Regions from separate parts of the Homo sapiens genome. Here regions 1, 2, 4, 5, 6 and 7 are each linked to region 3. The links are chromatin contacts, found by Hi-C or POLR2A ChIA-PET in ENCODE. All regions are on one chromosome and are shown on one strand. The core of a region is the stretch at or near the end of the contact, and the rest is flanking DNA. Distances in the headings are between cores, read along the strand shown. Region 1 holds the start of GLS (glutaminase). Region 2 overlaps NAB1 (NGFI-A binding protein 1). Region 3 holds the start of SLC39A10 (solute carrier family 39 member 10). Region 4 holds the start of SGO2 (shugoshin 2). Region 5 holds the start of STAT4 (signal transducer and activator of transcription 4). Region 6 holds the start of STAT1 (signal transducer and activator of transcription 1). Region 7 has its middle 66 kb from the start of NABP1.

Region 1 (3,502 bases), core at 663-3,162, 4.8 Mb before region 3:
TAAGGGAGAAACTGAGAGGAAAACAGTAACTGGATTGTCAGTTGCTTTGTGTTGTTGAGAAAAAAGAGGCAGTTAAAATTGATAACTAATTGCAGCTAATATATTGGACAATATTAAAGTCTGCAAGTCATTAACAAGTCAGGGTTAGGCAGGGGTAATATTTGTTACCTTTCCTCTGAAACTTGATGTCTCTATTCCTGAATATATCATTACTTTGATTCATCAACATTTTTGGACAAGTAACATTAGTAATAAAAGCTATCTAAGTACTTTCCCATTGTCCTGCTTTTTTTTTTTTAAATAAAAAAGGTGACTATGTTTTACACATGATAGTTTTTTCCATGTTCTTCTGGTTAAAGAGCAGATAGAAAAAAAAAACTTAAAACACGGCAAGGCTGTAACATGCCAAAGGTCACATAACCTGTAGGTACAGCCAGATTTCCTAATTATTAATCTATTGAAATATTTTACAGTTCACTAGATTACTAAATCCGGTTATCAATTAATGATGCACCTGACATACACCCTTCTAGTTTCATAAAAATCACCTCATTAGGCCGGGCGTGGTGGCTCACGCCTGTAATCCCAGCAATTTGGGAGGCCCAGGGGGTGCAGATCCCTCGAAACCAGCCTGGGCAACCTGGCGAAACCCCGTCTCTACCAAAAATACAAAAAAAAAAAAAAAAAAAAGCAGGTGCTGGCTGAGGTGGGAGGATCACCGGGGCCCCTGAGTTCAAGGCTGCAGTAAGCCGTGATCGCGCCACTGCACTTCAGCCTGGGCGACAGAGTGAGACCCTTTCTCAAAACGAACACACACAACAACACAGTAACAACACACCAACCCCCAAAACATCTTATTAAACTCTGTGGATCTACTCCATTTAAACCTAATTGTTTCAGGAAATAGTCTAAAAACATTTTTTTGTCCTGGAATGTAATGTGTATGTAGCCTCAGGGAATAACTCAGTTTATCAGGTTCTTGGCTGTTTTTCCACAGGTCCAAAAGGATAAATGGATAAAGTGATGCTGAAATAACTTAGAGAACCCGTATTCCAACGCTTCTATTTTAAAACAGTGAAGCAGTTTTTAAAATAGAAAAGTATCTACAGTTTTGCTTTCAAGCAAATAGCGTTAACGGAATCATTGCTATTCAAAACTATTTTTGAAGTATCGGTGTACATTTAAAAAAAATAATTTTTAAAAAAGAAAGCTGTCGTATTCTGGATTCCGCAACCCCCCCACCCCGCCTCGCCACTCGTCGCCCTCCCTCCACCTCCACCCTCCCATGGCTTAAGTCGCATAGCTGAAAGGATTTTGCTCATTTTTTCCAAAACACTTCACGTCTGGGTAGTAGCCAATCATGGAAAGTTTCAAGCAAATGTTACATTTGGGAGAGGGATGAAGCTTGTCCGGGGCTGCTCTCGGAGGAGTCGCCAGACGCCCTGACCTGGGGGCCAGATGCGAGCTGGGATCGGCTGAGTTCCGACAGCTCGGCCAGACTCAGCCCTGCCAAACCTGCTGACCTCACTGCCCTCGGCTGCGGGGGATCTCGCCCATGAGTCTCCCCAACAGCTCGAATTCCCAGAGTGGAGGAGCCCACTGCTTCATAAATGCGAGAACCCAGAGCCCCTAGTACCCAACTAGGCTAGCCTCGGAGTTGGCACGGCGTGCAGAAAGTGGCTACTGAGCAGCCGGGCCTGGCTCACCCGCTTCACACGTCAGTTTGACTCCTCTCCCCGCCCCCCACCAATCCCCCGCCCTACTCTCCGCGCACCCAGAGCCGAGAGAAATTTGACTGCCCTAATCGCCAATCAAAAGAGAGGTCGAGGATTTGAGCCAATCGCAGCGGGCGAAAGGGGCGGGCCGTCGGCGAGCGCTGAAGGTCTCTAGCCCTCCCCTGCGCTTTAGCCTCAGTGCGGAGCCTTAGGCGGAGCGAAGAGAACCGGTCGCGGCAATCCTAGCGCGCAGCAGCAGCAGCAGCAGCAGCAGCAGCAGCAGCAGCAGCAGCAGCACCCGCATCCGCTGCGGGAGTCCGAGCCGGAACCACACCCAAGTAGCTGCCCTTTCCTCTTCTGTCATCTCACCGCCCCACCACAGACCGCGTTCCCCGAGGAAACCGGCCGCCCACGCCCGGAGCATCCTCCCCTGTTGAGCGGGCGCTGACGGACCCGGCGGCATGATGCGGCTGCGAGGCTCGGGGATGCTGCGGGACCTGCTCCTGCGGTCGCCCGCCGGCGTGAGCGCGACTCTGCGGCGGGCACAGCCCTTGGTCACCCTGTGCCGGCGTCCCCGAGGCGGGGGACGGCCGGCCGCGGGCCCGGCTGCCGCCGCGCGACTCCACCCGTGGTGGGGCGGGGGCGGCTGGCCGGCGGAGCCCCTCGCGCGGGGCCTGTCCAGCTCTCCTTCGGAGATCTTGCAGGAGCTGGGCAAGGGGAGCACGCATCCGCAGCCCGGGGTGTCGCCACCCGCTGCCCCGGCGGCGCCCGGCCCCAAGGACGGCCCCGGGGAGACGGACGCGTTTGGCAACAGCGAGGGCAAAGAGCTGGTGGCCTCAGGTGAAAAGTGAGTGTCTCCGCGAGGCGCAGGAGGCCTCGTTCCTTTCGGGGCCCGGGCTCAGGCTGTGTGGGGCCCTGCGGTGGGGCGGGATAGGAGCCGAGGGTCTAGAAAAGAGAAAGAAAGAGGTGCCGGGCGGCCTGCGCCGTCTGCGCCATGTGATTAGGCCCGGCCCCGCCCGCGCCTTCCCCGCCCGCAACCCTCCGCCAGGCACCCACTTCCCTTCTCCGCCCCCGGCGGGGGTCGCCCTGGTGGGGCCGCGGTGGGGCCTGATGGGCTCGCCTGGCGTCCCCAGCGCCAGAGAGGCCGCTCCCCTGCCCGCGCTGCGTGCTCAGCTCCCTGGCTTGCGGCTGCAGCGCCTGGCCGCCCGCCCCAGCCATTCGTGGGCGATGCTGCACGAACATCTCCACCGAGTGACATTTAGGAGTTGGGCGTTCAGCAGAGCCTTTACCTTCCTGACTTGTCGCTTTTCCTGGCTCGTTTCCGCTCTGCCTGCCCTCCCTTGGTTTCTGCCATCATCCGGTTGGAAGCCAGATGTGACAGAGAGCTCTTTATATTTCGGGAGTGGCTACCTCAGGCACGTGTAGAGCCATCTGGGGCACCGGAAACAATGTTTCAGAAGTGAGATTAGGAGGAATCCGGTCATGTGGCCGAGAAGATGGGGCACGCAGTATAGACCACCTGTTTGCATAAGGGACCAGCTTTGGCTTGTCAGGTCTTCCGTGAGATGGGGAGATTTTTAGAAATAAAAGTTAAATAGCCAAGATGAAATGTGACGTAATACACTAACTCAGTGAAAAATCTGAGTTGAGTAGGTTTTGTGACTTCATTGTGATAGGATGTTGACTCATCCTGTATGTGTACGGCACAGTAGTTTAGTCTTAAAGCAAAACTGGTTTTTCTTAAACAATATGCAAAGCAGTCTCCTATATATTTTTGTCTTGTGTAA
Region 2 (3,884 bases), core at 552-3,051, 5.0 Mb before region 3:
CAATAAGCATATGTGCCACATTGCTGGCTTTTTCCATCTTAAAAACATAATTTTTACAGGGAACAAAAAGAAATGTAATGTTGAGCAGATAAAATAAAATAACATCAAAATAATTTGACATGTAAAGGAAAGAGAAACATTTTTTTGCTTGTCATTATTAATGCATTAGGGTACACTAATACAAGTAGTGCTGTGTTCAAGCTCAGTAAGATCTTTCGTTCCTAAATACTGTGTTTTCCTGATCTATACATGAAGGCTTGGGTGGAATGAAGTTATAATTCATTGACTTGTCTGATTTTTCTACCTGGAAAGCTCTTATTTATGTAGTAGGTTGTTCCCCCTTAAAGGATAGTTACTTATTTGATTTAAAAAAAAAATAGCAGTATACACATTGCATAGAAGTAATCAAGATAATCTGTTGTCCTTAAATAGTGTTCCTCCTTACAGGGTATGTTAAACATTAAAAAACAGATTTTGAACTTTAATTCCTAGAATATATGAGATGGACATGGAGAAAAAGATCGCCTGCTAGCTTAGGTGTGCCTTAAGGAACCTACCATTTGGAATGAAATCTCTAGGGAAACGTTTCTTCAGCTAGTTAGTAAGTGAGGTTGGAATCCTTCTGCTTAGACGGAATGAATAACATGTCCACTGGAACACAGCCCTCTGTGAGTCCACTTTCAGCTGAAATGAAAATAGATTTTGTTTATTCTTACTTATCTTTTGAATTAGATCTAATTAAATCTTCTCATTCTGGGGCAATTGTAAAAATCGCTACTTTGTATTGCTTTTATTTTGTGTCAGTCCCTACTAGACATTTGGAATTCATTATCACAAACATTCTTGTCTAACCTATGTGGAGGCTTTATGATTTCCATTTTACAGCCAAGGAGAGACCCAGACAGGCTCAGTATCTTCACCTGTGTTGCCAAACTGCTATCCAGTAGCAGAGCCGGGGCTTCCTATCTATGTCTGATTCCTGAATGTCAAAGCAGTACCACCTTCCTAGGTGCTAATGATTATTCACAAAGCATCTTACCTGTGAAAAAAACACTATTGGGGTTATACCTTTCCTCCTAGTACCGTGTGAAGGGCGAAATGTGTGCAGGACTGGTAGTCTTTGAAAAGGGTGGATGGTGGCAGTTATTATTTTCTAATCCAAGAAATGTTATGTAGTAAACAGTTACAAGTTTTGAGTAGAAAATTTAACAATGTAAATTACAAAATATTTAAATATAAGAAATTTTCATTTGATATGCTGATTGTTTATGAGTAAAAACCTTGTGTTGGGAAGATACACAGAGTAAATCAGAAAAATTAGTTTGATTTCCTTATGTCCTACCTATGAAAGAACATATTTAAGGTGGCTTGACAGCTCATTCAAGGGGATGAAAAATCAAGAGCCAAAGTCCCTGGCTCTCTTGTCTTCTCCTAAATTTTTTTAAATGTTAGTTAAAAGTGAATTCAATTGGTAACCTTTCTTTTTCATTAAGAACACATTCAGTTCCATGAACAAATTTGTTATTAACTCCAATGTTATAAGTAACATCTTAGAAGGGAGGAAGGATATATAAAGCTACAGTCTCAGACCTGGTGATGGCAGCTGACTAACTGGACTGAGTGCTATTTCTCATTTGAGTTTTCTTCATTCGCTGAAATTGCTGGAGACTGGGCAGAGATGGGAAATGACAGCATTCTTGACCCTGTGGGAGTCAGAGGTGCAAAGCATTCAGAGATAAGTGGATGAAAGAAATGAGGTTTGTTAATAGAGCCCAGGAAGTCAGAGAACTGGGGCTTGAAGAAGAAAGACCTAAAGGAAACATCTGCTAGCAGTTCCAGCAAGGTGGGGGTGGGAGAGCAAGGAAGGGGGAGGAAAGAGGTTCAGAATATCCACCTACGCTGCTACTAAGCTTGTTGAAAAGAAAGCTGGTCTAATTTGACGTAGACTCTTCCCCTCTGGATCAGAAAAAACAGAAGCATTACAATATGCTATTCATACAGAAAGTGTGATTAGAAAAAAGGAAAATGCACATGTGGGGTTGAGAACATCTGCTGTAACAAGTCATCTAGAGACAGCTAAGCAGTGGCTTTAAAGCAGCTTGCTAGTGTTCGGCAGAAAGGATGAGGAGGCATGGGGATGGAGACCAATGGGATGAGAGTAATTAGGTCATGCACCAGCCTCCGTCCCATAGCTTTTATTTTCTCAGTGATCAGACCCAGAGTCTCGTCAGCAAGGAAACACTGTGATTAATGGCATCAGCCAAAAATATGACATGGAGATAGATTGCTCATAGTATGGTGCAGCTAGCTGGTGCCTGGGAAACAAGCTTACGAGACATAACGAAATTGTGCACCACACATAATGTGAAAGAGACCAGTTTCTTGGGAATGTTCTTACTTTTATTTCTAAGTCATATATTTTGGGGACCTTAAATCTACTTTATGTGACATGCAGTGATAGCTACTCGATTTTGTAGTTTTTCCATCCACAGTGAACTGTCAAGACTGTAGGAGTAAATAATGACTAATGTGCTCAGTTGCAGAGAGATCACTGATTACTTTGGATAATTGTTATTTATTACTTATTTTAGGCTTTTATTTATCTTTATTAATGGTGGAATAGTGTCCATTTTCTAGCAACTTTCACATGTAGAGTTTGAGGTTCCCCCATCCAGCTTTTTCAGTATTCTCATGGTTGAATAATCCTGACTTTAGTGCCACCAGGTATTTGTATGGCAATGTGTACTTTTCCAAGGTTCACTTATTTGCGTTACTTTATTTAATCCCCACAAACTTCCAGTGGGCAGATACACAGGTGGTGTAATCCTAATTTAAAAATTTGGATCACTGGAAATAATGAGGTTTACTTTTTTGCCTGAGATCACACAGCTGGTTCCTAATGTGAAATGCCTAGATCATACCTTTCTCCTGCAAGTTCTTCCAGAAACAGTATTGAGGCATTGGGGCTCATGGGGATTCTGATTGGTGCACTCCACTCAGATTCTGCTGATGAACTGATAACCCTCTAATCTGGGTCTCCAGCCTTGATTTTACCCCAAGCTCCAAACTCACTGCCCCTGCTTACCTGGCTTATCTACACACGGAGGTCTCACTAGCAAATGAGCTCAACCGAATTCATCAGTGTTCTGGCCCCTCCCAGACCTCGTGATCTTGAGTTCCTTATTCTAGAGAATGTCATAACCAAACTCTCAGTTGCCTTATTTCTGCGGCACCTGCCACTGTCCAGGGCTGGGCCTTCACCAGCAGCCCTCTAACCAGTGTCCCTGTCACCACCCTGAACTCCCCTCCTCCGCGTACATTCTCCCCATCACATTCACATGTGATGGGCTTTCTGAAATGCAAATCCGATCAGTCTCTTCCCTGAGACTTTCAATGGCTTCTCTTTGTATTTAAGATAAGATCTAAAATTCTTAACATAGCTTACAAGGGCTTACAGAATCTGGCCCTGTGTTTCCACCTTCCCTCACCACTCCCTCTTTTTCAGTGTATATTGAATATTTTCCGGCTTCCCAGAGTGTGCCCTGTTCTTTTTGCCTCCAGGCATCTGTACCAGCTGCTTTCTTTTGGAACTCTCAGCCTAGACACCCTGGCCTCTGGGATGCCTGCTCTGCCACAGCGCCCTCTGCTGTGCTCTGGGTCTCCGTCCATTTCCCTCCCTGGACTGTGTTGTCAGGAGCGCCTGAGGCATGGCCATCTTGTTTGACGTTGTATTCCCATATTGAGTACAGTGTATGAATCAGCTGGGTGGATGCGACATTTTTGTTGAATGTATAAACACATGTTTCTAGATTTCCAGTGTTCTTTTCACTGAGATAGTTCCCCACGAATGTGCTTAATATTCTCTGGTTGATTTTAGTATTAAA
Region 3 (3,893 bases), core at 1,327-3,826:
ATGAATCAAGTGAGGTGGCTGGAAAAAGAAAATGTCTTACACTTTCAGAAAGTTTTATGATTATAACATATTAGAAAGTCTTTACCCTAACATATTTCTTATATATAAAACTGGTAAAGATAAAATGAAATTCATATATTGTTGCTGTAGTGTCCATTATTTGACTCAGCAGGTGATTTTGTGTAAGCCTGCAAGTCATTTTCTGAGATTCCTTTTCTCAGTAGGAAAAGTAATATGCTAGTATGCAGAGAATCATTTATTCTATCTGATAATTTTGCTTGAAAATCTGCCCAAATCAGTGTGTATACACTTGAAAGTAAATAAATGTTTGGGTGAGTTTAAAAAGTGTTAGGAGACACAGTCTCTATTTTCAAGTTGCTTACCACATAGTTTTCTATAGGGATGACATTTAAAATATGTAACAATTAGTAAAGAATAGGCACCAACCAAGTAGAATGGGAGTGACTAATAAGAGCTGGGTCCAAAGGGCTCTATCTTAGCCAGGTATTAACCCACTAGTTCCTAAAATGTGGAGGTCTGGGGAATCTTGAGAGGAAGGACTGGCACAGGGGTGAGAAGCATGGGGGGATACCACTCAGAGTTGCAGCTGTTAACCAACTTGCATTGAAGTATTTCAGTATTTGATTAGTTGGTTCAGCCGTACTTGTGTGTACCAGCTGAACATTAGCCTTGTATATCCATAACTAAAAAAGCAGTGTAGGTGCCCTAAAATGTAAGGACTGCAAGCGCTATATCTTATTGATATTTGAAAGAAAGGTTATGTATGTTTTAAGGGTGTTGATAATAATGTGTTCAATAAAATAAGTATGAGCCATAAAATATCAAGCTAATTTGGAAGCTTCTTATGCTTTGCACACAAAGGATGTACTATCATGATTTTATGAACTCTAAGGACTTTAGTTCTAGGATGAACCTTAGAATATATTTAAAACGATCCCCTTAATTTATCAATGAATCTGAGGACCACAGCTATTGTCTCACATTTAGTGGCAATGGTGAGACTTGAAACTAGGACTCAGGCTTAATCTCTTTTCTCCACACCTCAGGACTTCTCCCTTTGTAAGCAGGAGTGAGGTCCATGCTCTGGCTTTCCAAACAAGGAAAAGGGCATATGAGTAGTTCAGTGTTCTGAACTACGTATGGCAATCAGTAGGCATTTATCAAGCACCATTTTCGTTGTTTTGGATGTTTTTTGTAGAGATACAAAACAAAAAATAACCTTCTTTCATGAAGGTATAATATGCAGGTTAGCGGGACTACCTAGCCGTCCATACTGAATGGGTTTGGAAATCCCAACTCTTTTCTCTACCTGCTCTGTGATACCAGGCAAGTTAAAGTCTTGTGTGCCTCAGTTTCCTACCTCACCGTGTTATGGTGATTAAATTAATATATATGTGGAGTACTTGACACACAGTCAAGCCTGCGATTACTGCTGTTCATGGTTTTATTTTCTCTACTAGACACCAGTAAGGCACCCCCAGAACTCGCTGTGTTAAGTAGATTCTGGTTGGATATAGAAACACAGGCACCCCAGGCGGAATGCAGATACGCCTCAACATGTGGATTAAGTAAGAGCCAGGAAGCAGAGTAATGAAGCAAAAATAAGACGTCCAGAGTCACCTTTTAAGAAAATGTGGGTTGGTGGTTGCTTAAGAGGGGAGGAGACAATTTAGATGGGATGTATGGCGTGAGCAAAGGGCAAGAATGAGCACGGTGTAGGCACAAGTCCATGGAACTGCTTGGCTGGATCGGGATTTTTTTGTCATAGAGTGTTAAGAAATAGTCGATCAGTTGAGGAGTAGAGGAGTGAAGACCTTGGAAAGTTGCCAAAAGCCTCGAGAATTTCTCTACATGTGTGACATGTTCTCAGGACTCAACTTTTTCTTTTAGGTTTGGAAGACCCGCAGTAAGTGTGCTTTAGAATTAAATGGGTGGGAAGGGGAGCTAGGCAAAACACCTCGCACTTAGCACTAAATAAAGTTCGCTGTTGCCCTAAGAGACTGAAAAGGTTACTTTAACAAAGGGGGCGGGGTTAACTTAACGTAGATGTTTAACTCGTATACAGATGAACATTCCAGTTGATCACTCTGAAGCTTTTTGGCTAAAGCGTTTGGGTTTAGAGCTTCCATTACTCATTCGCCTTGCCCAAGGCCTCAGCAACCGACGTTCGAAAGCCAGGAGAAAAGGCGAATGATAAAGGGCGCTCCACGCATGCGTTAAGAAGCCGCCCCAACTCCCCCGCGGCGTTCTTTCTTGGAACAAAACTAGCGCGGAGCCACGGAACTCCGCAGTTTGCGTAGACTTGAATTTCCTATTCCTCGGACGATCCATGTGGAATCCGTGAGTAGTGCGACTCCTTTACGCAACTGGCGTTATCCGAAGTGAATAGCTAGGTGGCGCGTGTACGCCCATAGCGTAGCACCCATAGGCGGACGGGGTGCGGCTGCGCAGGGAGCTGAGTGGACCTTGTACGCCGCAAGCGTAGCAGGGTGTCAGACGCGCCGGTTTCTGCGACGCAGTTAGCGCAGTCTGCTTTGGTGAATACACGATTTGGTGCAGCCGGGGTTTGGTACCGAGCGGAGAGGAGATGCACACGGCACTCGAGTGTGAGGTAACTATAAAACCCCGATTTGTTTACATTCCCTCCCCCAGAACCGGCCCCGTGCGCGGCGGAGACTGCGAGTCCCGGGACGGCGTGGGGGTAGAAAGGGAGAACAGAACCGGGGAGTCGGGGCTGGTTCCCTCGGGGATGCGGGCGCTGGGGTTCCCGCAGCTGCTGCAGTCGGCGGCGGCCAGCCGAAGCAGAGCGCGTGGTGGGCAGAGTGTTGGGCGCCGCGGCTCCTCGTGTGCGGTCTGGGCTGCTGCGGGCCGCGGGATCGGGAGCCGGCGGCATCCACTTCGCGTGCGGAGCCTCGCGCCCCCCTCACCTTCCTGTGGAGGTTGGCGGAGCCTCGCGGGCCGCGCCCGGGGTGGGGGAGTGACCGCTGGGCGGGTGGCGGCGGTTAGGGGGCTGCGCGCCGGCCGCGGATGGCGTCGCAGGCGCGGGCGGGCGAGGCTTTGGGGATCTGTAGGCAGGTCTTCGGGGGCTTGGCGACCAGCGCCCCGGTTTTTTCTTCTCCAGTCCTTCTCTCTGGTCTGTAATGGGGCGAGGGGACCCCGGGATGGAGCCTCGGCACCGCTGTTCCGGACCGAGGCTAACGGACGGCGGCGCCTCTGCTCCTACTAGTTTTCTCCCGGACCAACCGAAAAGCCGAGGCGGAGCGCGGGGGTGTGAAGATCTCGGCCTGCTGGGGGTCCCTGGAGCTGAGGGTGAGGGTGGGGCCGGGTCGGTGGGACAGGCCGGGTGGGCCGGAGGTGGCGCGGCCGCACGGCTTTGTTCCGGAAAGCCCTTAGGTGGAGAGCGATGTGGGGCGCGGCAGGGGGATCGCGTAGAGGAACCTTCGCGCACCGCCTCTCCGGGTCTGGGAATCTGCTGAACTCCTTGCCTCTCCTGGGGTCCCTCGAACGCCCCAGCTAAGAAGGGCGGGGGCCTTGCCAGGGCGCGAGCAACATGACGTTCAAGGTCTTCCTGTGGCTTCTGTAAAGAAATGTTCACGTGGGAGCCTGTCCACATGGGCTGTACTAAGGATCTGGCACGAGGAAGAAATATCACTGCAGAACCTGAAGCCCTCCGTTGGAAGGGTCGTTCACTCGAGTACCTATTCTAAGTAACAGTGACACAAAACACATGTTAGAAAAAAACAAAAAGTATGGTAGGTTATACTGTTTTTTAAAAGAAACTTTTATTTATGCCTTTTGCTGTTAAGTCCTCTAATTTTACATTGGAACTGAGTCATTCTTGGAGCAAAACTAGAATAGGTTTGTATTTGTTT
Region 4 (3,458 bases), core at 413-2,912, 4.9 Mb after region 3:
GCAAGCTCCGCCTCCCGGGTTCACGCCATTCTCCTGCCTCAGCCTCCGGAGTAGCTGGGACTACAGGCGCCCGCCACCACGCCCGGCTAATTTTTTGTATTTTTAGCAGAGACGGGGTTTCACTGTGTTAGCCAGGATGGTCTCGCTCTCCTGACCTCGTGATCCGCCCGCCTCGGCCTTCCAAAGTGCTGGCATTACAGGCGTGAGCCACCGCGCCCGGCTAGCACTTTTTTTTTTAAAGAGGTCTTGGTATTCATGTCTTGATAAATGTTTTAGCATCTCTTCTACCTCTGATTTTCCTGTCTCCCTTTTCTATTTGTTTTGGTTTTGAAGCTGTAACTACAAAATGTGTCCATTGGGAAGAGAGCAATATTAATGTATTTGAACAAAAGGGCCCATTGATTGAAACCATCATAAAAATATATGGGATGCTGTTTAACTCCATTTTACAAATAAGGAAACAGAAGCCCAGAGAGATTAAGTAGTTTGGCCAAGATTAAATAACCATTAAATGGCACAGTCACTACAAGGTTCATTTAAAAAAACATATAACATACATTGAGCATTTAATGTGTCAGGCTGGGTAAACAAGATATAGTGCTAGTTAACTCCTAGGTAAGCATAAATTTCTATAACCAGTATATTACTTTGTAAACCACTGTCTTCTGGAATTTTAGCAGCTGGACAATCAGTAAATACTTTTCTACTTACACAAGATTCATGTAACCAGATCTGTTTGGAGACTGATCGTGATTTATATTAGACTAAAAGATCTTAACTCAAAAGCATGTTTTGCATCATTTGTCTAGATTCTTTAAAGTAAAAATGGAAAGCTGTAATTCTCAAATGTCTTCGAATGAACAAAAAATTGACAAGAATATGAAGCTGACTGCATTACTGTATCATCAATTATTGGAACCTTGATTTAACAAGCTATTTTCATTTTCAGTCCAATGGCATACAAAGAGGAAATTTTATTCTTTGTAGTTTCTCCAAATTCTTTGTAAAAATTATGAAAGTAATTTGCGAAAAATAAGCGAATTGACATGGAATATAAGGTGAATAATACATTTTTAAAATGTAGTTGTGTATAATGGAAAACGTCATTCTTGTATATTCAGCTAAAACAGACCATTAGTGCAAGACCTAAATATTAATGAGATCCGGGGTTTGCAACGAAATGTCATTGCTGCTTTTCCCCCAGAAAGTTAAAAGAAAAACGGGGAGAGCTTTTAAGTGAAAACTAAATGTGCTGGCGTCACACTTGGAAATGCAAGGATGCAGAAGAAATGGTAAGATGTGGGTGGGTAGTATCCCAGTAAACAACATAAACCTTCTAACAGACTTGAGGTGGCTGTCAAGCCTTTCAGACATGTGATTGATAATGAATGTCAGAGGAGAGTTTCCTTTTCCATCAACGCTTCAGGAGACAGCGGACCGCCACCAACACAGGGCGGAAGAGCACCCCTGTCACGCAGACTGTGCCGCCCCCGGCTCGCCTGGGCACGCCCCTTCCTGCCCTAGCAGCGGCGTCCCGCCCTTTCCGCCTTTCACTTCCTAGTAACCGCCCTCCCTTGCTCCATCTTCGCAGGACCCGATTGGCTGATGGGGCAACCGCCAACGGCTGTGGCGTTTAAACCCAAGCCGCAGCCGCTGCTGCTCGCCGAGCTCCCGGAGCTGGGTGGGGGTGCCCCACGCTGAAAGAGAGGTAAGTTAGTGGCCTGCGGCAGTTGACGTGACCGCCCTCTCCCTGTCGGGATCGGTGTCGTTCTTGAGTCGGTTCTCTAGGCGCTGTCCGCCTCGGTCTCCGGCTCGTCTTCCGCCCTCTGTCCTCCGGGATCCGGGACGGCGGCCCCTCTCCGGCTACGAGGGGTTCGTTGACGGAGTCCTGTTTTGGCTTTGAGTCGCTGCCTCTTGTTTCTGAGATTTGAGCGTCCGGCAGGGCGAGCGGGGAGAGCCACCAGTTAGGTCAGCTACTTAAGGGAAGATATTTCTGTCTCTGGGACTGCTCTACTCCCTTGAACAGTTTCTAGGGCATTGTGAGCGCTCAGTACGTGTCTGCGGAATGAATGTTAGGGACTGCGTGCCAAAGTTCTCGAAGGAGCCCTCTCGTTTGGAGAGGCTGGCTGAAGGCGAAGGGGTGATGGAAGACTAGGGAGAACTTGGAACTTAGAACTTGAGCTGCTTGATGTACAGGTAGGATTTCAGTAGAGAATAGGGACAATGATTTTTTAGATGAGGTATCCAATTCAGGAGAATTGGATGTGGAACTGAGTATTTCGTATTTAGAGATAGTCGAGATGCTGGCCGGACAAGTGTCACAGAGTGCTGGTATTGAGTGCTGATAGTTTACCAGGTCCCGTACTAGACACTGTACATACATTGGCTCATTTAGTCCCTACAAGGAGATGCCCTTATTTTTTATGGTTTTATAAATCTGGAAATTGAGACGAAGAGGTGTTGAGATCACATAGCTATGAAACGTTGGAACTGGAGCTCCAACACAGTTGTAATCACTATCATAATGTCTCAGTGTCTATATGGTAAATCACCCTGGAACAGTACCCCAAATGCCTGGTTCTGGCTCCTAAAGTTTCCCTTGGTGAGGTCATTGATGTAGGGGGTTGCAGGGCAGTGTCAAGGAACACTCCCAGATTTCTGGCATGAGGATTTGAATAGGCGATTGACAGTGTCGTTTATTAAATTAAGGAATTGTGTCAGAACCAGCTTATTGGGGAGGGCAGTCCAGCTGTGGTTTCCTAATTAGTAAAGTGAGATTTGATATTCCAGACTGGATTTTTTGGGAGATGAACTAGATTTCTATGTTAGGATCCCTTTCAGGTGTGTGAGATGCAACAGTTTGTGGGGAGTTTCTGTGTTCTACTGTCTTTGAGATAGATAGTGATCTTTGATTTTAAAGTTTCTTCCTGGCAAAACGTTTAAAAGAACTGTTGAGCCTTAATCTTGAAAGGTTTCTGGTTCAACTTATTCCCCATTGCAGAAATTTCTTCTAAAACCATCTTTCCGTTATTTGCTTGACACCTCCCAACATCTGCTTAACACTTTCAAAGGAGACCCATTCCAAGAGTGGGCGGTTTTTCTATTGGAAAGTTCTTCCATTCATTCATAGTCACTTCTTCCACAAATGTTTATCCAGCAGCTGCTATGTGGCAGGCACATTTCTGTACTAAGGTACAGAAGCAAACAAATTTGACAAAAGTTTATGCCCTCATTGAACTTACAATTTAGTAGGAGAAAACAGATAATAAGTTAACTATTTAATTTTATCTTAGACATTGATAAGTTAACGGAGAAAAATAAAACAGAAGGGGAGAATGGGGGTAAGTGTGCAGTTTTTAAGTAGTTTGGACTGGGAAGGCTCACTAAGAAAGTGACATTTTGGCAAATGCTCGAAGGAAGTGAGCAAGCCCTGTGGTCATTTGAAGGAAGAGTTGATA
Region 5 (3,734 bases), core at 354-2,853, 4.5 Mb before region 3:
CAAGTGGGAAAAGAAGTAATGTTTTATTTGCATATCATTTTATATTTATGAAAACCTTTACACTTTACAATTCTAGGCATATTGTAAATGCTCAATCAATGCTTGTTAAATGAAGAATGAGTGGCACTCCTGACATTGCTATGAATATGGTAGGTGGATATAAGTAGTATGTCAACTTTAAAAAGGAAAAACTTGAAGATCAAATAGGCGAAATGACGCCTGCCTAATGTGTGAGGCTTCTAAGGGACAACCTGAGGTTTCCTGAGTCTGAACCATTTGTTTTTCCAGATATCGGATGTATATATATTCCATCGGATGTGTATATATTCCACACAAAATTGGAACATTTGTTCTCATGCTACTATCAACATTGTCCTATCTATCAATTTATTTTAGTTAATGACAACAGAGAACATGAGTTGAAAATAGCATTACAGTTTTTCATCATACTATTGTTAAACCCCCGCTATGATTTGGATGAAAAATCTATTTTCTAACTAAAACTTACAGGTAGATGGGAGGAATAAGTTCTAGTGCTGTAACACTAGGATGAATATGGTTAACAATAACTTAGTGTATATTTTCAAAAAGCTAAGAGGATTTTGAATGTTCACAACACAAAGTAATGATAAATGTTTGAGGTGATGGATATGCTGAATATCCTTTGATCATAACACATTGTTCATATTTATTGAAATATCACTGTATATTCCATAAATATTTACAATTGTGTGTCAAATGAAAATAAAAGGAAAATTAAAAAAAATAAAAATAAACACCGAAAAAAATCACTACTAAGATCTGAGTCTTTCGGAGAGCTGAATTCAAAGCTGAAAAAAGGAAGAAGAAGGAATACATAGTCCTAGGACATTTTCTATTGCAGCCTCTGGGAACGCCTTTAGACATCCTTCAGCAGGTTTCTTTGCTTTCACTCTCTAGGGGCTACTTCTTTCTCATGAAAACTGTGACGTTGCTTCTGAAAACTCAGTGCCTGTCTGTCCTTTTTGCGTGCATTTCCTAGAAGATCCCACTAAAGGGGCATTTTGTCCCACCGTCTGTGAGCTGGTGGTGCCGCTTTGGCTCTGTGGCCTGTAGCTTGCAAAAGGAGATGACCTGCCCTAAAATGTCACTCGCGCCCATCAAAGCCACAGTCACCGGCTGCCGTAGCTGCAAGCTTTTTTCTGAAATCCAGGTACGCTAATCTAAAGTCAGACATCACAGCTCTAGAGAAGCTGGCTAAGAAAGTGAAGAGGGGCTCACTTTCAGCCTCCGCGAGGACACACCTCCGCAGCCGCCGCAGCTCCCCTGGCCCCCGCAGGGAGATTCGCCCGGGCACCGTGGCGCGGGCCTGCGGAGCGGTTTCCGCGGAGAACCCGTGCCAGGGCGCATCTGTGGGTCGTGGAGTCGGGCGCTTCCTTCTATAATAAGCCTCCTCAGGAAGGTTAAAATGAAGCAATTGTCAAAACGCCAAGGGAAAGCAAAGCTTCAGAGTATCCTGCATAATAAGCATGTCCTCCTTACAAGAGGCAGCCAGAAGGTGTGGTCTGGCCACTTACCTAGCGCTCTCTCAGCACAGGTCCCAGGCAGTGCTCAAGTCCAAAGTCAGAAGCGCCCCTCACAGTCCCTAGGAGAAAGCCGCTGACGCCATCATCAGTAGGGGATTTGCATTTCTCCTCCCACTTGAGGCTTTCCTGTGCGTCAGTGTTCGAGTCTCTGGGACTTTACTTGGGTCAGTTCCCACCCACTCTATTCTAGAAATGCTAACACGCAGAAACTGCCAGGCTGGAGCCCCTTCACCGGGCGTCCTCTTCCCTCTTATCCCTCCCAGCGGCTCTCGCAACTGCAGGTGGCTCAGCAGTGCCAGGAAAAAGGGGAGGGGCGGGGCATACATTTTCTTCAGTGGTTTCCTTAGACAATCTGAGATCCTCTGCAGAGTTACTTACCTGGAGCCCAGTTCTTCAGCTTCCTCTCTCCCTAGTATAAGGCTCCACTCAGCCTGGTGAACCACCCCTGGGATGGAAGGGATGGGTAGCCAGGATCAAAACACCAAACTCATAGACCTTACTGGGCTCCAATTCCAGCGGGGTCCGCTCACTCCGACGAGGGTGACCTGACCCAGAGGGTTGGGCCAAGTCCTGGGTAGGCCACCAGTGCTTGCCCTTCCTGACCTAGCCTCCTCCTACTCTCCTTGAGTAGCCTTGCCCCTGGTTGCTACGGTGCGTTCTTCTCCCTTTGTGACATCAGCCTGTTCTAGAATCACAGAGTTGGAGGAAGTCTTGGTCCCATCTAATGCTAAATCCTCTTTCATATCTGAAGAGACCCAGTGAGGTGACCAAGAGGACTCAATAAGTTAGCCACGGAGCCCGATAATAGCCCAGGTGTTTCCCTTCCCACTTCAGTGGTCTTTTCATTTCATCTCCTTGTAGTTAGCTCTTAACCCCTTGATTCACAGTAGGGGTTCAATAAAATAAAGAGAAGTCCAGGCGTGTGGCTCACACCTGTAATCCTAGCACTTTGGGAGGCTGAAGTGGAAGGACTCCTTGAGCCCAGGAGTTTGAGACCAGCCCAGGCAACACAGTAAAATCCCACCGTATATTAAAAAATCAATAAAAATGTTTAAGAAAGTAAAAATAGTAAAACAAAGACAAAAATAAAGACAGACAGACAGACTGAAAGAAAGGTAGAAAGTGTCACTCAATTTGGTTATACACATGCTTAGAGCAATATACCAAGGTGAAAGGCCTGCCTCCCTCTTCCCTGACGGGTTTCACACAGGTACACCCTCTGGATTCTTCTCTCCCAGGTGACATTATCATGTGCTTAAACTTACCACCCACCCCCAAATAGGTCAATCAATCCAAAGTCACACTTTCCATATCACTGTAAATTTCCTGGTTAGGTAGGCCTGGTCCCCACTGCTTGTTGAGCAGGCAGTTTCCAGGAGCTTATGCTGCTCTGACCCTACATAAGAAAGTGCCAATTTCAGGCTATTCCATAAGCTACTAAGCAAAGTCTGATTTTCTTCTGGAGAAGCTGTCACTGCCTATAGGAAAAAAATCCAAATTCTTGGCAGTTTAAGTTCTGTACAGTTTGGTCCCAACCTATCCAGGAAACTTTTCTCCCCTATAAGAGCCCATGATGTGACCCAAGCAGTCACCTCAGCTGCCCAGATTAACCTCATATTTCACTACCGAGGCTTTCTTCAACTGGATATTCCTCCCTGAGCCTACCTACTTAGTGAAATCCTATAGTTCTCAGTGAAGACTTCCCGATGACCTGAACCCACAGCAATGTTTCCCTGCTCCAAATTCTTCATACTTCCTGTCCAAACCAGCGCTCTCCAAGAGAAATAAAATGTAAGCCACATATGTAATTGTAAATTTTCTCATAGCCATATTAAAAAGGAAAAAAGCACAGGTGAAATTAATTTTAATATTGTAAATAACCCAATATATACAAGAATCTTAACATTTTGGCATATAATCAATATAAAAAATTATCAATAAGATACTTTGCATTCCTTATTTCATACTCAATCTCTGAAGTCTGGTGTATATTTAGCACTTACAGGGCATGTCAGTTAGGACTAGCCACATTCCAAGCCACATATGGCTAGTGGCTGCCGTGTTGGACAGTGCACATCTAGACCACTTATTTAGCACTTTTCACTTCCTGCCTCATAGTGTTAGTCACACTGGTTTTACATGTCCTTATCATTATCATATTCAATTGTT
Region 6 (3,505 bases), core at 64-2,563, 4.6 Mb before region 3:
GCTATGTACAAAAGCCCCTTCTTTCATAAAGTTGTCTGAGACTTACTCACAATTAAGCTTTCTTTGACTTGCGTCTCACTGAATTCTGTACCTCTATTAGAGCATCGGTTCCAGTTTTCCTTGTAAAGCTCTGTGATGCCTCCAGAGTCCCCGGCGGGGGAAGGTGGGTGGGGAGGGGGTAGAGTAGTGGGGTATTTTGCTTTTTAACATCTTATGGACCTTGGACAGTGCCCTGCATATACTATGTGCTCGAAACAGTTTGTTGAATTGAAATTATGTATATTTCAGACGGAATTAGAAAGTAAAAAGCAAACCATATTATGATCTCACAAGTGTGAGTCCAGCATCCTCATTAAGCAATGGTTGCACAATGGACTGTGCTGGAGGCTCAAGTCCTGTTTCTGTTCTATGAAAATAACTCCTTATCTATACAAACAACATTCAAAGCACAATCAACCACACCTCTGCATACCTACCACAGAACTCTTCAGTACCGGCCAGAAATTTTTTTAAGACTATATTATTTTGGGGTGGGGGGTCTGCAAAAACTAAACATCACTTTTAAACTCTAGGAAGACATTAAGCCCTTCCATCTTTGAACATAGAAACATAATTAAGATTCCGAAGTCATGTACTCATTCATCTGATTCCATGAACATTTACTGACCTGCCACCTTGTGCCCCAACAAGGGCCTGGGGATTCAACCAAAGGAGCAGCTACGCACAGCACGTTAGGTGCCAAGACTGTCGAGGTTATATACACAGAGTGCGAACGTTAACCTAGACAGCTCTCGAGGATGGCATACAGCAAATGAAACTTTCTGCGAAAAGAAGAAAACGTGACTGATGGAAAGGGGTGGAAACGGGAGAAAGTGACGGTAAATGGGAAGGTGCAGTGCCTTCTAGAGGAAAATTATATTTCACAAGTCCTCTTCACTGCCAGAGCACGACTGGCAAGGACAATCGTGCTGAGCAGTGCCATCTCCGAGAACAGGTGGCACTGCTCGCACTTGGAATACTCAGGACGCGTTCTTCCTCTGGGATCACTATTCGCGGGTCAGCACAGACGGCCCGTCCTCGCCCGGCGTCCAACTGCACGGCCCGAGGACTCTGTCCCTGCGCGTCCCACCCCCGGCACCCGGAACCTCACGGCCACTCACTCTGCGCGCAGGATCCGGAAGGGCTAGGCGGGGGCGCGGCGGTGCAGCCTCTCCCGAGCGCGCTGGGTCGCCTCTGCTCGGTCTGGGGTCTGCCAGGCGCGATCCCCCCGGTGCAGCCGAGCCCCTCCGCAGACTCTGCGCAGGAAAGCGAAACTACCCGGCAGGAGAAAAGGCAGCGCTGGCGCCCGGCCCCCTTCCGCCCCCACCAATCACCGGGCGGCTCCGCGCTCAGCCAATTAGACGCGGCTGTTCCGTGGGCGCCACCGCCTCCCTCTGCGGGCCGCTGCTCCGCCCACGCGCTGGGGTATTTCCGCCGGCTTCCGGCGGGGGCCGCCGGCTGGGTGAGCTGCAGCCCAGTCCCGTGTTGCCACGCTGGGAACTGGCGTTCTGTTTACATATCTTAGAGAACGATCAGAAGGACGTGCTGTGTTTGCAGAAGCCCAAACTTGGAGGTCTCTGTAGTAGTTTCATCGCCGAGAATCCAGGCAGAGGACAGATTTGGCGACGTCGTCATTCTAGAAGCTCCCTTTAGCAACTGACCTCCGTGTTGCTAAACCCAGGGAACGCTTTTCTGTTTTTCTCACTTTACTTGACAGCTCGGAAGCATGGGGCAGAGTTGACGCCTTTGTTCTTGAAACACGTTTCTTCCTTGGTCATGATGATAACACATCCTTCTTGCTTTTTCCTGCCTCTGGCATTCTTTCTACATTGCCTCCACCTCCACTATCAAACCATTATATGTTAAGGTTGTCAGGGTCCAGACATTCGTCAGCTTCTTTACCTGGGCTTCTCCTAAACGCTGTGCTGTGATGACCTCACCCACAGCTTCAGTTTCCTTCTAGATGGAGGAGTCTTAAATGCTTATCCCGTCCACACCTCTCCTCTGGGCTTCACACCTACAACTCCCACTTGCCTCTCCACTTGTATGTGCAGTGAGCTCTACAAACTATGTTCAGAACCAAACATCTTTCTCCTCAAACCTGCTCTTTTTCTAGAAATGGCACATGACAGATACCTAGGATTCATAGTTGACATTGCCTTCTCCCTCACCTCGCAACACCTGATCCTCAAATCTTAATTGATTCTTCCTCCTAAATATTTCCCAAGTCTCATTTACTCTGCTCCATCTCTTCTGCTGCCTCCTTCTGCAGTAGATTCCCGAATGGCTGCCTCACTTCAGCCCTTATCTACCTTTTAATCCATTCTCCATACAAGAGTTTGAGTGTTTTTTTTTTTAATTGAAAAGCAGATCATGTCATTTGCCAACCTGAAAATCCTTCCATGGCTTTTCTTTGCTCTTATAAAATTCAGTTTCTTAATACATACTATAAAGCCCTGGTTGCCCGATCTCTTTGTCCAACCCCATAATGTGCCACTCTGCTTTGCTTACTTCAGCATTTAGTTCTTCAAATAAACCACACTCTCCAAACTCAGGGACTTCTCACCCTGAGTTTGGAAAACCCCTTGAGCCAACATCTGCTTCACCCAACTCTTCGCTGGCTAACTCATCTTTTAGATCTTAGTTTAAAAATCTCAGCTTAAATGTCACTTCTCCAGGTAGGCATTGCTGAAGCCAGACAAACTAAATCTTTTTGGACTATATGCTCATAAAATCAATTAGTTCCTTCAAGTAGACGGGATTTGAGTCAAGCCTTGAATAATTAGGCACTTTGGGGTAGGAGAAGGATCTGAATAATTTCCCATGGATATGCCTATATGTGTGTGTATGAGTTTTTTTTCTTTGCACATCTATTTGTTCTTCTTGTCACAAATGCACCCTCACAAAGCAAGTTAGCAGTGAAATTAGACTTCTCTGCCAAGAGATGCCACGGCACCAAAAGTGTCCCTTCTGCTCTTACTCACCCAAGAACCAAGACAATGTTTTACTGTTCTCTGAAAAAAGCTGTATTAATCCATTTTTAACGCTGCTAATAAAGACCTGAGACTGGGCAATTTACAAAATAAAGAGGTTTAATGGACTTACAGTTCCACATGGCTGGGGAGGCCTCACAATCATGGCGGGAGGCAAGGAGGAACAAGTCACATCTTTCATTGATGGCGGCAGGCAAAGAGCTTGTGCAGGGAAACTCCCATTTTTAAAATGATCGGATCCTCGAGACTCATTCACTATCACAAAAACAGCGCAGGAAAGTCTCGCCCCCATAATTTAATCACCTCCCACCAGTTTCCTCCCATGACAGGTGGGAATTGTGGGAGTTATCATTCAAGATGAGATTTGGGTGGGGACACAGCCAAACTATATCAAAAGTTGACTCTAGGAAGGGTAGATTACATGTTAAAAATTTTTTTTCTGGTACTATAAAACTTGCACAGATATTAGCTTC
Region 7 (3,866 bases), core at 147-2,646, 4.0 Mb before region 3:
ATCTTGATCTAGAGGTACAGGGCTGCAGCTGTAGATCTTGATACCTATTTCTCATCCCAGGTCTCTAGGTCTCAAACATGATTTCTTGACAGTGATATTAGCAGAAGCATTTAACCTGTGGCCACAGGGGCATTAACAGCAGAGTCAGTTTGTGCAGTGGATCTGATTTCCTAAATTAGGGAATTGTTCCTTGGTAGGGCGTAGGCTGGCTAGGGACAAAGCAGTTATGGGGAGTGGAACAACAGGGGTGTATATTAGTAGCTTTTGAGCAGAGAACAAAAAAATGGGCCTACATTTCAAAAGAAGCCTAGTAAGAAAGAATCTGCTCATAATAAAGTTGGTCAAGTAGAGGCTCACGAGAAAAGGCTATACCATCTCTTCAGAGACAGTGGGAGTATAGGTTGACCTATAAGTGAGAGGATCTGTAGCATCTGTTCCCAGGAAGTGGGGACAAGGATTGAGGACTGCCAGTGAAAATTAGACCTTGTAAAAGTGAAAATTAGACCTTGTAAAACAGACAAAATGCAATTCCTACTTGCATCTCTTCCATGATTGCTGCATAAATGAGCAACTTGTGCAATCACTTTAACTGAAATGACTAATTATTTAACATATATCTTTGGCTAAATCCCATTCAGAGAACACAGAGAAATAATGGCTTATTTTTTATTACAAATTTTAAAATGTTTAAATTTTCAACCAATGGTTTTAGTATTATCTTAGATACTGCCTTAGAGTCTGCTTTTATAGCACTTCTCTTCCAAAAAACTTCCAGTATAATGCCAAGAACATTTATCCTTCATAATTCAAACTTGGAGTTATGCCAAAGCCTGTTATAAATTTTATTTTGATACTTGATTCTGAATATGTAACGTAGACCAACATATCCTTATTCATTTTCAACAAATGCCAAACTTTCAAAGCAGCGTTATACAGGTGACTTCTTTAACAAGACTTTAGGGTCCTCAGGCTATCTCAGGTGCACAAAATGGAAACTCCCTGAGGGCAGGGCCAAGCCTGTAGTGTTCAGTGGCTTCTCCTCAAGCTTAATAAGCCCTATACTGGCTCAATGGATAATACATGCTAATGGATTTCTTCTTATAGCTATATTTACTGAAAAAAAAAAGGTTAAGGGGAAGTAGAATAATACATTTTATTGGATGAAGGAACTTGAATGAAGTTCCCATTTAGTGAAATATGTGCTTAGCACATAAACTAAGTATATAGCTGTTTAAAAAGAGACAAAAGCCAAAAAGTCTGTAGCATGTTTTCTCTTTTCAGTATTCCCCAGTCTACAGTTTATTATTCCATTTTCTTAATGGTTTTTCTCTGCCCTCTATAATTACCCTGAAGGACCATCACTAAAGGGCGAATCTGGTACTTCTGCTTTCAGAAGTAGCCCTTGTTACCTCATGGAGATGAAATTCTCTGGCTTTCAGTTCCCATTTGGTAATAGCCCCATGCACATCCACTCTGACAGGCGATTGGTTGCTTTTGGCAGCAGAGTGAAGTGTGTGCACAGGGATGGCGGATGGAGGAAACTCTGCAGAAGAATTCAGGAGTGAGGACAGCCTGGACTGGTTGGGAAGGGGCAGCTAAGAGAACAGGTGCCATGGATGCTGTTCAACAAGAATGGCAACTCGAAGAGCTGTGGATAACCCACAGGGAGGCTGACTGGCATGTCCACCTTCCCTATTTTCTGAGGTAGCCATTGCCCTCCCATATATTCTTGGAATCCTTATCCACATTGCTTGCCCAACAAACATTCAGTAAAGACAAATGGGAAAACTTGAGAATAATCCAGAATAGCTTGGTACATGGAGAAAAGCAGTCATAGTATACAGCAATTACTCAGAGAGCTAAGAGTCTGAGGTCTTCAATTTTATTTCTGGATAACAATTTACTTTAATGTAGAAATATACTTGGCATCTTTACTTTAATCAGTCCCCTGTGAAGTGGGCATAATTTCATTAATGTATGCCATACAGATGCTATTGTGAGGATTAATTAATGCTTTTAAAATGTGGACTTCAAATTAAAATTATTTCACCTTGAACCAAATAAAAGACCCTTAAAATTAACAGACACGTATATCTATACATGTTAACTACTAAGGAATTTCCTTTCTTTTTTCTCTGTTAGAACTGAAAAACCCCAAACAATAGGATGTGTTTAACTCCACCATGTAACTGTAGTTACTAATGGCAGAAACAATGCTCACATAAGTGCTGGAAGACTTAGCAATTCCTTGAAGAATCTGATTCATAAGGGAAAAGTGCTCTTCAGCTATTTTAAGCACTTAGGTGCATGTTCTCTGAGTGAGTCTACTGTCATAGCAACTGATTTACCGCAGAAAAGCAGGGAAATGTCTTAAGTCAGAGGTGCTTTTCCTTACCCTTTATTTGGGAATCTTTTCCTTGACTTTTAGAATTAAACTTTGTGACTCAGACAACTATCATGAAAAATTTCATTCAATGAATAACAATTCTGTGGCAGTTAAAAAATTTCTAAAGTGCCAGGTTTAATAGATGTTCAGATGTTACGGTTTAGCACCTAAGGTCCTGAAAGCATGCCAGAATACCAGATAGTGTGACATTCATGTGACAGTGAATGAGAAAATGAACCTGTGGGTTTGTATAAATATATACAGAAAATTCAGATTGAGAGAATCCAGACCAGTCTGAAATTTAAGGTTCATCTGGATTACCCTAGTTTTTTTTTTTTTGAGACGGAGTCTCGCTCTGTCCCCCAGGCTGGAGTGCAATGGTGCTATCTCAGCTCACTGCAACCTCCACCTCCCGGGTTCAGGCAATTCTCCTGCCTCAGCCTCCTGAGTAGCTGGGATGACGGGCACCCGCCACCACACCTGGCTAATTTTTTGTATTTTTAGTAGAGACGGGGTTTCACCGTGTTATCTAGGATGGGATCACCCTAATTTTAATCACCTTATGGTTAATTTGATCCCACACAGAATTACAAACTACATATTCCAAAAAAGTCAATCAAATAACCAATAGCCTGAAAAAAGGTATCCCACATTTAGAAACTGTCTGAGGGGAAAAAAATTAATCCTTTGGGGTAGATGTTTTAGTGGCTCCCCATCAATAAACAATGAAACAATTGGTGAGGCAGGAGATACTGTGTAATGACTTTTGTGTGATGATAAATTTCTAAAAGGGGTTTCATTTCCTCTATAACACTTGAATTTATTTTATACACAAAGGTTTTGTATAAAACGGCCATAGACATTCACCAAATCAAAGTGTTAAACTTGGGCAAACATATTAACTTTTAAAAAAAGAGAAGCATAAGGAAAGAAAATACATACCTGAAATCACTTATCCAAAACCCTCAGGGTCCAGAAGTGTTTTGTAATGTAAGGCTTTTTGAATCTTGGAGTGATAATGAGATAAATTATATCAAATCATACATAAGATACCCTGTGGGGTGTGGGGCAGCACCCTGTAATGAAACAAATTGATATTGCTTCAGTGAAATGTGTGAACATTCACAATGATTGTGATCAATGGAGATTAAAAATAGCCTCAAGTCAGTTGAGGACAAGTTTTGTTGCCAAATGAGTTTACGTCAGGTCAGGTTTTGATGCCAAATGAGTTATGAAAAGTCTTTCATTTATCAAATCTCTTTGGACTTCCAAATAGGTAGAAAAGGGATTGTCAACCTATACTGCCTCATGCAATGGCTAACATACTTTTCCCTCTGCTCATTGAATGCAGCTGAAAATATGCACTGTTCAAAAAAGGAAATAGATGAATTAAGAAGTGTCGGAGCTACAAGAAGTTAGCAAAGAAAAACAGAAATATTTGGGAACATCTGCCTTTCAACAGAATATTTTTACTGTTTCT

What was found. A loop is a pair of places that touch in the nucleus more often than their neighbours do. ChIA-PET counts read pairs that join two places held with the same protein, here RNA polymerase II (POLR2A). Pooled maps may share reads with other maps.
Region 1: a loop to region 3 is called in a map of B cell, with 28 times the contacts of the local background. The contact joins the promoter of GLS here to the promoter of SLC39A10 in region 3. A Hi-C loop is called at or near these places in 4 of 168 maps with a recorded cell type or tissue (B cell, CD8-positive, alpha-beta T cell and naive thymus-derived CD4-positive, alpha-beta T cell), 3 of 37 single-sample maps with no recorded cell type and 11 of 50 pooled maps.
Region 2: a map with no recorded cell type shows a loop between it and region 3 (3-fold over the local background). The contact joins the enhancer-like site here to the promoter of SLC39A10 in region 3. A Hi-C loop is called at or near these places in 1 of 168 maps with a recorded cell type or tissue (CD8-positive, alpha-beta T cell), 2 of 37 single-sample maps with no recorded cell type and 2 of 50 pooled maps.
Region 4: a loop to region 3 is called in a map of CD8-positive, alpha-beta T cell, with 9 times the contacts of the local background. The contact joins the promoter of SGO2 here to the promoter of SLC39A10 in region 3. A Hi-C loop is called at or near these places in 2 of 168 maps with a recorded cell type or tissue (CD8-positive, alpha-beta T cell and naive thymus-derived CD4-positive, alpha-beta T cell) and 8 of 50 pooled maps. POLR2A ChIA-PET finds 5 or more read pairs at or near these places in 1 of 52 experiments (Caco-2).
Region 5: a loop to region 3 is called in a map of CD4-positive, alpha-beta memory T cell, with 8 times the contacts of the local background. The contact joins the promoter of STAT4 here to the promoter of SLC39A10 in region 3. A Hi-C loop is called at or near these places in 2 of 168 maps with a recorded cell type or tissue (CD4-positive, alpha-beta memory T cell and naive thymus-derived CD4-positive, alpha-beta T cell) and 7 of 50 pooled maps.
Region 6: a loop to region 3 is called in a map of CD4-positive, alpha-beta T cell, with 4 times the contacts of the local background. The contact joins the promoter of STAT1 here to the promoter of SLC39A10 in region 3. A Hi-C loop is called at or near these places in 3 of 168 maps with a recorded cell type or tissue (CD4-positive, alpha-beta T cell, gastrocnemius medialis and naive thymus-derived CD4-positive, alpha-beta T cell) and 17 of 50 pooled maps.
Region 7: a map of B cell shows a loop between it and region 3 (4-fold over the local background). The contact joins the enhancer-like site here to the promoter of SLC39A10 in region 3. A Hi-C loop is called at or near these places in 2 of 168 maps with a recorded cell type or tissue (B cell and CD8-positive, alpha-beta T cell) and 5 of 50 pooled maps. POLR2A ChIA-PET finds 5 or more read pairs at or near these places in 1 of 52 experiments (activated naive CD4-positive, alpha-beta T cell).

Annotation. Positions count from the first base shown.
Region 1 is chr2:190,878,909-190,882,410 of GRCh38, forward strand. It overlaps GLS (glutaminase), which reads left to right and starts at 1,913. Exons shown (of 18, transcript NM_014905.5): 1 at 1,913-2,562. The coding sequence starts at 2,177. LOC124906110 (a long non-coding RNA gene) reads right to left here and starts at 3,080. Exons shown (of 2, transcript XR_007087791.1): 1 at 3,005-3,080; 2 at 1-2,660. RefSeq lists enhancers at 1,301-1,440, 2,837-3,502, 3,201-3,390 and silencers at 1,711-1,970, 2,311-2,370, 2,421-2,510, 2,571-2,880.
Region 2 is chr2:190,676,835-190,680,718 of GRCh38, forward strand. All of the region lies in intron 6 of NAB1 (NGFI-A binding protein 1), which reads left to right. Among named protein-coding and RNA genes, the nearest start is that of NAB1, 30 kb to the left of the region's middle. RefSeq lists an enhancer at 1,904-1,953. Within about 2 kb of position 1,802, at least 4 of the 41 ENCODE cell types and tissues checked have a DNase peak (open chromatin) inside an H3K27ac peak, as active enhancers do; they include CD8-positive, alpha-beta T cell, where a contact is called at or near this core.
Region 3 is chr2:195,654,650-195,658,542 of GRCh38, forward strand. It overlaps SLC39A10 (solute carrier family 39 member 10), which reads left to right and starts at 2,577. Exons shown (of 10, transcript NM_020342.3): 1 at 2,577-2,632. RefSeq lists silencers at 2,846-2,895, 2,926-3,045, 3,246-3,345.
Region 4 is chr2:200,524,545-200,528,002 of GRCh38, forward strand. It overlaps SGO2 (shugoshin 2), which reads left to right and starts at 1,663. Exons shown (of 9, transcript NM_152524.6): 1 at 1,663-1,708. RefSeq lists a silencer at 1,532-1,581.
Region 5 is chr2:191,149,391-191,153,124 of GRCh38, forward strand. It overlaps STAT4 (signal transducer and activator of transcription 4), which reads right to left and starts at 1,604. Exons shown (of 24, transcript NM_003151.4): 1 at 1,557-1,604. RefSeq lists a silencer at 1,244-1,293 and enhancers at 1,764-1,813, 1,944-2,023.
Region 6 is chr2:191,012,858-191,016,362 of GRCh38, forward strand. It overlaps STAT1 (signal transducer and activator of transcription 1), which reads right to left and starts at 1,314. Exons shown (of 25, transcript NM_007315.4): 1 at 1,161-1,314; 2 at 668-821. RefSeq lists enhancers at 667-986, 1,597-1,796, 1,827-1,906, 2,685-2,734 and silencers at 1,077-1,276, 1,307-1,546.
Region 7 is chr2:191,610,380-191,614,245 of GRCh38, forward strand. No RefSeq gene overlaps it. Among named protein-coding and RNA genes, the nearest start is that of NABP1, 66 kb to the right of the region's middle. Within about 2 kb of position 1,397, at least 3 of the 41 ENCODE cell types and tissues checked have a DNase peak (open chromatin) inside an H3K27ac peak, as active enhancers do; they include B cell, where a contact is called at or near this core.